2 separate regions of the Homo sapiens genome follow, and region 2 is linked to region 1. The links are chromatin contacts, found by Hi-C in ENCODE. All regions are on one chromosome and are shown on one strand. The core of a region is the stretch at or near the end of the contact, and the rest is flanking DNA. Distances in the headings are between cores, read along the strand shown. Region 1 holds the start of PHLPP1 (PH domain and leucine rich repeat protein phosphatase 1). Region 2 holds the start of DSEL-AS1 (DSEL antisense RNA 1).

Region 1 (4,222 bases), core at 516-3,015:
ACCTAAGCGGTAAGTTCCAGTTGGTCTCTCTCTCCAACCCCCTTCACTCTTCATCTGCAAGTTTAGTCACTTTATTGAGGTTAAAACAGGTCATAGATAGTATGTGGTTTAAAACTGTTTAAAAGTTTCACATGTGAAAATCCGGATTTAGGGCCTGGCGCGGTGGCTCACGACTGTAATCTCGGCACTTTGGGAGGCTGAGGCGGGCAGATCGCTTGAGACCTGCCGGGGCAGCATGAAGGGACTTCCCACCCCCACTAAAACAATACAAAAAATGAGCCGGGCTTGGTGGCAAGCCCTGTAGTCCCAGCTACTCGGAGGATGAGGTGGGAAAATCACCTGGGCCCGAGAGGCGGAGGTTGCAGTGAGCCCAGATCGCGCTACCGCACTCCAGCCTGGACGACAGACCCACTCTGTGGCCAAAAAAAAAAAAAAAAAAAAGAAAAAAAGAAAAAAGAAAGAAAAAAAGAAAAGAAAAATCCCGAATTACAAAGCAATTGGGGGAATGGTAATTCAATTAAAAAGGTGTACAACATTCTTTTAAATAGTAAACTGCCCAATGATTACAACATTGATTCAACTGACGAAAAATACAACTTTTCAGACCACGACTAAACATTGTGGCAGTAGAAACTATTTTTTTTTTCCCTGAATGATGAAAGAAAAAAACCAGAGAAGACGTTAAGACAGAACACGTGGAAAAAGCCCATCTCATACTCCATTCTAATGTTTCTTCTACTTACCAGTGCTTTCTGTGTCATTAAACTACTTCAGACTTCAAGAGCAATGGGAAACAATGAAACCTCAGTCCTTTGCTATTTTCCTTTTCAGGTACAGGAGAGGGAGAGGACAGACTTAGGGTTGTGCCTTCGAACAAGCACATTCAACGACAGCCTCAGTTAGAATTCCCAGACGCTGCCTGTCTTCCTGGGTCTTGAAAAAGTGGGGAAAAAGTGAGGTTGGCCCACTCAGACTGCCAGTGATGCTGTGGTGTGACGGGTGTGTATCTCTATCTCATACAATGGGCGCAGGTGAGGACCAGGACCTGCGACCTTCGTACGTTTACAGTCCCTGAAAGCCCTCACCTTTAATTAGTAGGGAAAATAAAAGTCATCTGGCAAGCTGGAGTGCGGGTAAAATACAAGTTAATGAACATGAGCATTCGTGTTCATTAAGAACTCTGGCACAGAGTTCAACGGCAGAGGGCACAATACTCACTGGCCACGGCCAGCTGCTGGCGGCCAGGAGAAGCAGAACCAAAGGACCGCTGGGACTTGTAGTCCACCATGTTTCCCTCGGGATTGCCGATCCCCTTACGAGAACCACAACTCCCAAGGTTTACCGCGCGCGTCGGTCTTCACTGCCCTCTCCGAGGCCGGCTCAGGAACCTCCCGGGAAACTGCCCCCCACCCCGCCCTCGTACGCACGCGTCACGTTTGTTTACCCTGAAGCTCCGCCTCCGGCCATCCCCTGGCTCTCCCCACTCCTCCCTGGAATGCCGTCATGCCGGCGATGAATATTTATGAGGCACACGCGGCCCTCCCGCCCTGCCAGCCTCCCGCCTTCCCGCTCCCGGCGCATGATTAATATTCAATGAGCCCAGATCCGCGGCTGGTTCGCCGGGTTGAGGCGGGGGTAGCGGGCGGGGCCGGCGCTGGGGAGCCCGCGACCCGGGCGGGGAGGGCGTGTGTCGGGGGGGCGGTGGCGGCGAGGCGGGCGCGCGGGATGGAACACTGAGACACCGACGGAATGCTCCGAATCGCCACATAATCCCCTGGAACGGCCGCGCACAACGCCATTGGCTTCTCCCTTCTCCGCGCGCCGCCGCCGTCTCCCACCTCCGCCTCATCGCCTCCCTCTCCGCCCGCTGCCTCCGGAGCTGGGGGGGAAACGCGAAGCCCCACTGCAATGGAGCCCGCCGCCGCGGCCACGGTACAGCGACTCCCCGAGCTCGGCAGGGAGGACCGAGCTTCGGCTCCGGCGGCCGCCGCTGCGGCAGCAGCAGCAGCAGCGGCGGCCGCGGCGGCTCTGGCGGCGGCGGCCGGGGGCGGCCGGAGTCCGGAGCCCGCGCTGACCCCGGCGGCCCCGAGCGGCGGGAACGGCAGCGGCAGCGGGGCGCGGGAAGAGGCCCCAGGCGAGGCGCCGCCGGGGCCGCTGCCGGGCAGAGCGGGGGGTGCCGGGCGCAGGAGGCGGCGCGGGGCGCCCCAGCCCATTGCCGGCGGGGCTGCCCCCGTACCCGGGGCCGGCGGCGGCGCCAACTCCCTCCTGCTGAGGAGAGGGCGGCTGAAGAGGAATCTGTCCGCGGCCGCCGCGGCCGCCTCCTCGTCGTCGTCGTCCTCGGCCGCTGCTGCCTCGCACTCCCCCGGCGCTGCCGGCCTCCCCGCCTCCTGCTCGGCCTCGGCGTCGCTGTGCACCCGGAGCCTGGACAGGAAGACGCTGCTTCTGAAGCACCGGCAGACGCTGCAGCTGCAGCCGTCGGACCGGGACTGGGTGAGGCACCAGCTCCAGCGCGGCTGCGTGCACGTCTTCGACCGCCACATGGCCTCGACCTACCTGCGCCCGGTGCTCTGCACACTGGACACCACGGCCGGCGAGGTGGCCGCCCGCCTGCTGCAGCTGGGCCACAAAGGCGGCGGCGTGGTGAAGGTGCTGGGCCAGGGGCCCGGAGCCGCCGCCGCCCGGGAGCCCGCTGAACCGCCCCCCGAGGCCGGCCCCCGGCTGGCGCCCCCGGAGCCGCGGGACTCGGAGGTACCGCCCGCGAGGAGCGCGCCGGGTGCCTTCGGGGGGCCTCCGCGCGCGCCCCCCGCCGACCTACCCCTGCCCGTCGGCGGCCCGGGCGGGTGGTCGCGCCGCGCCAGCCCAGCGCCCTCGGACTCCAGCCCCGGCGAGCCGTTCGTTGGGGGCCCTGTCTCTTCGCCCCGCGCCCCACGGCCTGTGGTCTCCGACACCGAGAGCTTCAGTCTGAGTCCCAGCGCCGAGAGCGTGTCTGACCGGTTGGACCCCTACAGCAGCGGCGGCGGCTCCTCGTCGTCGTCGGAAGAGCTCGAGGCCGACGCAGCCTCGGCCCCGACGGGGGTCCCGGGCCAGCCCCGCCGTCCCGGCCACCCCGCGCAGCCCCTCCCGCTTCCCCAGACGGCTTCCTCGCCTCAGCCGCAGCAGAAAGCCCCGAGGGCCATTGACAGCCCGGGCGGGGCCGTCCGCGAGGGGTCGTGCGAGGAGAAGGCAGCGGCAGCCGTGGCCCCGGGAGGCCTCCAGTCTACCCCCGGGAGGAGCGGGGTGACCGCGGAGAAGGCGCCTCCGCCGCCCCCGCCGCCCACCCTGTACGTGCAGCTCCACGGAGAGACCACCCGGCGCTTGGAGGCGGAGGAGAAGCCATTGCAGATCCAAAATGACTACCTCTTCCAACTGGGATTTGGGGAGCTGTGGAGGGTGCAGGAGGAAGGCATGGACTCGGAGATTGGCTGCCTCATCCGCTTCTATGCAGGTAAGGAAGTCACCTGCCTTGACGGGTGGTTGCAAAAGCTGCCGAGGACCGAGGAGTGATTCAAATTGCTTGTCAGTTTGCCCAACCCAAGAGTAAGTGCGGGTCCTGATGAGTCTTTGTCTTAAACTTTACAGCTTTTTCATACAGTCTGTGTAGTACTAGATTGAGCAATCTTTAAATCTGCACGTTTTATCAATCTTGAGGGCTCAGAGGTTGGAAAGCAATGTGAAAGAGGTGGCTGAATCACCAGGAAGTACAGGAAGCAGATCCCTCTGAAAGCGGCAAGAGCACCTTTAACCATAAAGGTGCTTCCTCAGGGGCATGTTGGGTTTCAGGCAGTTTGGGATTTCAGGTAAACTGTCACGTGAGCATAAGACGGACAGAAGAAATGACAATAAAAATGCTCTATCACACTTTTGCCTGCATTTGACTGTCCAGTTGAGCGTTCTAGCTGTATGTGCCACCGGGAGCTCCTGACTTGTCAACTGGTGCCTTTGTTTATTCAGCTCTGCCACACTCATAAATTACCCACGGAGCCCTCATTAGAAATCTGACAAAAGGGTGCCTTTTTAACTGATACTTTTCCCCAGCGCTTTTTTTGCTCGATTTCTGTTTCGTCTGCAAGTTTGTCTTGCATAAAAAAAAAGATTTTGCCTGTTTCTCTCATTTTCTTCCAGCCTTTATGGTCAGAACTGACCACCGCAATACGCCTTGCAGGAAGGTTCACAAGAAGGATTT
Region 2 (4,222 bases), core at 665-3,164, 4.8 Mb after region 1:
TAGGCATACATGTCAGATATGATGCTCAATGTGTTTCCCATCTGGTTAGTATAAAACATACAGTAAAGGCCTTGATAAGACAAAGACTGTAAATCTGATATGCTGTGAAATCCAGCTGACATTCAGTACATTTTAAGCAAGTGCAGTTGCCAAAAAGAGAAAACTTAAATTGTATATCTCTGTCCCTGGCACAGTTTTGCTTCCAGTAAAACTTTGAATAACGTTAAAATCTCTAATTTTTCCATAATACACAGGGAAGTGATACAGGTAAAAAACACTATGAATTTAGCATTTACCTCCTTTACTTAAATCTATTTAACACAAAGAGTTGGAACACACATTGTAAAAAAAGAGAAAAAGCACTCCAAAATTCAAATTAAGAGTCATTTCTAGCACAGAAAACCATCACTGGTGATAAGCTCACCACACATGTATGATGCATTTGTGTATGTTTGCCCAAAGAAGATGATGAAGTACTGACATTCTTCGAGTGAGTGGACTCAGTTGTCATTCCTCTCAACTTTTTATACTTCTTGTCTTGTGAATACGTTTTTCTTTCATTTATGAGAGAGAAACATCCTCAACAAGTGATCAAAGTCTTAGTTGGTTTTTAAAAATTCAAAATTCTTGCCTTCATTTCAAATATTTTTCAGGCTTACTTACTCATCAGCCTATTATGACAAAGAGAAATCATGTTCACATCTTCTTTTATCAGCTTCATGTGTACAAACATAAAAATGGAATATCTTCAGTCACCTAGATACTTCTCGTCCGATCATGAAGTAACCGCCAACGGGGAAAGAAAATTCCCCTTTCAGCAACAGTGAGGTCTCTCTTCTGCTCTTTTTTCATGACACTTTTCTGGGGATGGGGGACAAAATAAAAATTCTCTGAGGCTTCAGGTATGCTGAGAATGAATATAAACTGATGACTTAAACATTCTGCAATCACTTAATAGAAATTTTAGAATCACAGTAAAATCTCATATTATCTGCAACCTAAGCTAGGGCAAGTGATTTTTTTCTTATCCATTTACACGCACTTATTTGGAAACCAGTGACCGTCAGCAGAAGACAAGCAACTAACAATACAAAATATACAAGATAGAACTCTCCCGACAATATCTATAGTTTAACGCCACTAACGTGGCTTCAGTCACTTAAAAAATGTTTGTATTCAAATGCAGTTTACACAAAGATGAGTCCTGCTATCCTTGTTATTTCTTGTTCCCAAGGACCGAGGGACAAAAAACTGAAAGTTGAAAAGATCTTTTTTTTTTTTTTTTTTTTTAATTCCGGGGGAAGGTTTAGAGTTCATGGGATCAGAAGGTATCTTCCTAATGAGAACTACTCGGACCAGTCACTTTTCTCGGCGGGGTAACCGCGAATCGTGACCAGGCGCCAAGCCGAGGGGCGGGAGCTCCGCGCTCGGCGCTCACCTGTGGCCGAGTCCCTGTCCTCAGGTGGAGCCGCCAGAGGGAGCTCGGACCCCGGTGTCGAAAGACGCCTCTCCGTGCCCGTCCGCGGCTGGAAGAACCTAAGCAAGTTTCAGTCTTGGACAAGTCTCCCCTCTGTAGGAAACATTCAGGCTAGGAGTTTCCTGATCCGCCCCGCCTGTTGCATTTTTTCACTGGCGTCCTCCGACCCTGCCGCCCCCATTCTCCGCTCCCCGCTCTGGGGCTGAGTGAGGCAGGATGGCGAGAGACCCCTGAGCCACCAAGTCCGCTTACCTCAGGCAGATCCCGACGGGGGCTCGGCGCCGCACTGGGCCCCAAGGGAGACGGAGGTGGAGAGTTCCAGAAAACTGCTCTGCACGGCGGGCCAGGCTCCCGCGGGGCTCCGCAAGACCCCCGCGTCGTCTCCCGCGCTACGGCAGGCGCTGCCCCAGCTCGGTCTCCTCAGCCGCGCTCGGTCCCCGCGACCCGCACGGCCCGGACACGCCCGCCCTCAGGAAACGCCGGACGCTTGTGGGGGCAACCACGGACCGCAGGACAGAGACCCGCGGGCGGCGGGTTCTCTCGGTGGCGCCGTATCCAGAGCAGCGCCCGCGTGCCCAGGCGGTGATGTCGCCGCGGCCGAGGATCCTCTGTGCCAGCTCCGGCCGCGCAGCCCGGGGAGGGTGAGACGGCGACGCGGGCCGGCAAGCGGGGGCGGGGCGGAGGCAGGACGGGGCGGGGTTGAAGGCGGGGCTGAAGGCGGGGCCTCAGGGAAGGCGAGAGACAGCGACGCTGGCTGGCGGGCGTGGGGCGGGACGGAGACAGGACAGGGCGGGGTCAGAGGCGGGGCTTCGGGGAGGACGGGAGGAGCCGTGAGCAGGCCGGCGGCGGGCGGGGCGGGGCCGAAAGCAGGTGAGGCGGGGCCAAGCGCCCCGGGTTTCTAAGCGGAGGAAGCTCTAGGCGTTTGTGTTCTGGGCTTGCAGCGGTGGCCGCGCGCTCCCGGAGGAGTCGAGCTGGAGGAGGGGACAGTTTGGGAGTGCGAGAGTCTAAAGACGCTGCCAGGCTGGCGTTAAAACCTTTTGGTTATGGGAAGACGACAACTATATAATAGAGCCATAGTGGGGGCTGTGGGATTGACTCAAATGATGGGAGGAGCTGGAGTGGGAGGGGATAAGCCCTGGGACGACAGAAATCATCCTTTTGGAAAGAGCAAGGGCTGGGGAAGGAGGGAATGAGCACTCCCTTGGAACTGAGAGGCAGCCTGGCTGAGCTTGCTGTCCTTTGGAAAAGCAAAACCGAAATACCCAGATTAATATAGGAGGACAACTTCTGTAGCCCAGATGCTAACAAAGATCAAGGGAAAACAGAAAAGACTAATCAGCTTTACTGATGGAAAACAATTTCTCAGGCAGTATAAATAGGGGAAGCATGGGACAAACAAGTAGAAGGAGCCTCTTATTTAAAAATGGGACCTGGTATTCGGTAAAGACCTACATGCAGACAGGAGAAGGCAGTGTGCCCCGGCTACTACGACATGTGAGTGCAGTGCCAGGTCGTGGAAATCCTAGAGCAGGCTGGGACTCCTGTTGCACTCCACACATGGAGCTTCTCACAGATAGCTGAGATGACACTTTGGCATAAACCAACCCAAGCTCTGACCTCAAATGTAAAAAATAATAGCTTAGTAGTAATAAAAATACAGGGAAATATCAAGCTTCACAAATGAACAATTCCATTCTCAGTTGGGGATTAGTAACACATTCAGTCTCTTCATTTCCCATACTATTTTGGTAATATTTAATAAGATATATTTTAACATTTTAAAAATAAATGTCTTGCTTAGATCATTTGCTGCTGAAAATCAAACAGTAGACGACTGCTAGCAGAATAAATTTCAAATCATTTAACTTTGAGGTGAAATGTGGCCTCTAACTCCTCATCACTCTTCTGTTTTGGCCCCGTAGTAACCCCTAGCCCAGTCCAAATAGCCACACTTGCTTTTGCTTGGGTGCTTCAGTAACTATGCTTATTCCATTCTTTCCCTCACAGTGTCCTTTACCCAACCACCCCACTTACTAGTTAAAATTCTTCTGACTGTTGAAATTATCTGATCATCCAGGTCTCAACTCAGATGCTTACATTCTTCTGTAAATAACTCCTAAGTTTCCCTAGCCAGAATGTATTACTCCAGAACTATATCATTTGTACCTATATTCGGCCGTTTAGGTTGTTTATTTTCTGCTTTCTATTTCAACTGGTTGACTCCTGTACCCTATTCAAAACTCCTTCAAGTCATGAGTAGCACTCAAGTCCCCTTTGTAAGTACTATATCTGCTTTTGAAATGAGTTGAACCTCGAACAATTGGGCTGATACAGAGCCTCGTCTCCTCCACTGAGGTTTATTCCCAAACAAGGATCCTCTTCTGACACAACTTCCTGTAAAATCTGGATTGTGCCTCTACATGGCCCCTGATAGAGGAAGAGGACCCATGGCCTCCAACCACATTTATGAGAGAGTAGAGTTGGGGGAAACGGGGAGCTGACTCCAGAGATTCCTATCTGTTTGCAGAGGGGAGCCTAGAATTTAGGGTTAGTAAACACAGCTACTAGATGTACAGAACATTTCTCAGAACAAAGTGTGGGGCAGGGTTATTTCTATGGATTCAAAGTGTCTCATGATGCGAGGGCAAGGTGAGTCAGAGAGAATTAATGCGCGAACATCTGCCAGGCAAATATTCTTCCAATGTTGTTTTCAGATTTTGAAATATCAGTATGATCATTTTCACT

The links. Hi-C counts contacts between places; a loop is a spot of excess contacts on that map. Pooled maps may share reads with other maps.
Region 2: a map of CD4-positive, alpha-beta T cell shows a loop between it and region 1 (10-fold over the local background). The contact joins the promoter of DSEL-AS1 here to the promoter of PHLPP1 in region 1. A Hi-C loop is called at or near these places in 3 of 168 maps with a recorded cell type or tissue (CD4-positive, alpha-beta T cell, CD4-positive, alpha-beta memory T cell and naive thymus-derived CD4-positive, alpha-beta T cell) and 8 of 50 pooled maps.

The regions. Positions count from the first base shown.
Region 1 is chr18:62,713,776-62,717,997 of GRCh38, forward strand. PHLPP1 (PH domain and leucine rich repeat protein phosphatase 1) reads left to right here and starts at 1,766. Exons shown (of 17, transcript NM_194449.4): 1 at 1,766-3,484. The coding sequence starts at 1,909. RefSeq lists enhancers at 970-1,029, 1,120-1,229, 2,187-3,149 and silencers at 1,500-1,789, 2,140-2,369, 2,580-2,719, 3,030-3,129, 3,230-3,349.
Region 2 is chr18:67,514,632-67,518,853 of GRCh38, forward strand. It overlaps DSEL-AS1 (DSEL antisense RNA 1), which reads left to right and starts at 1,915. Exons shown (of 5, transcript NR_033921.1): 1 at 1,915-2,118. DSEL (dermatan sulfate epimerase like) reads right to left here and starts at 2,089. Exons shown (of 2, transcript NM_032160.3): 1 at 1,730-2,089; 2 at 1-861.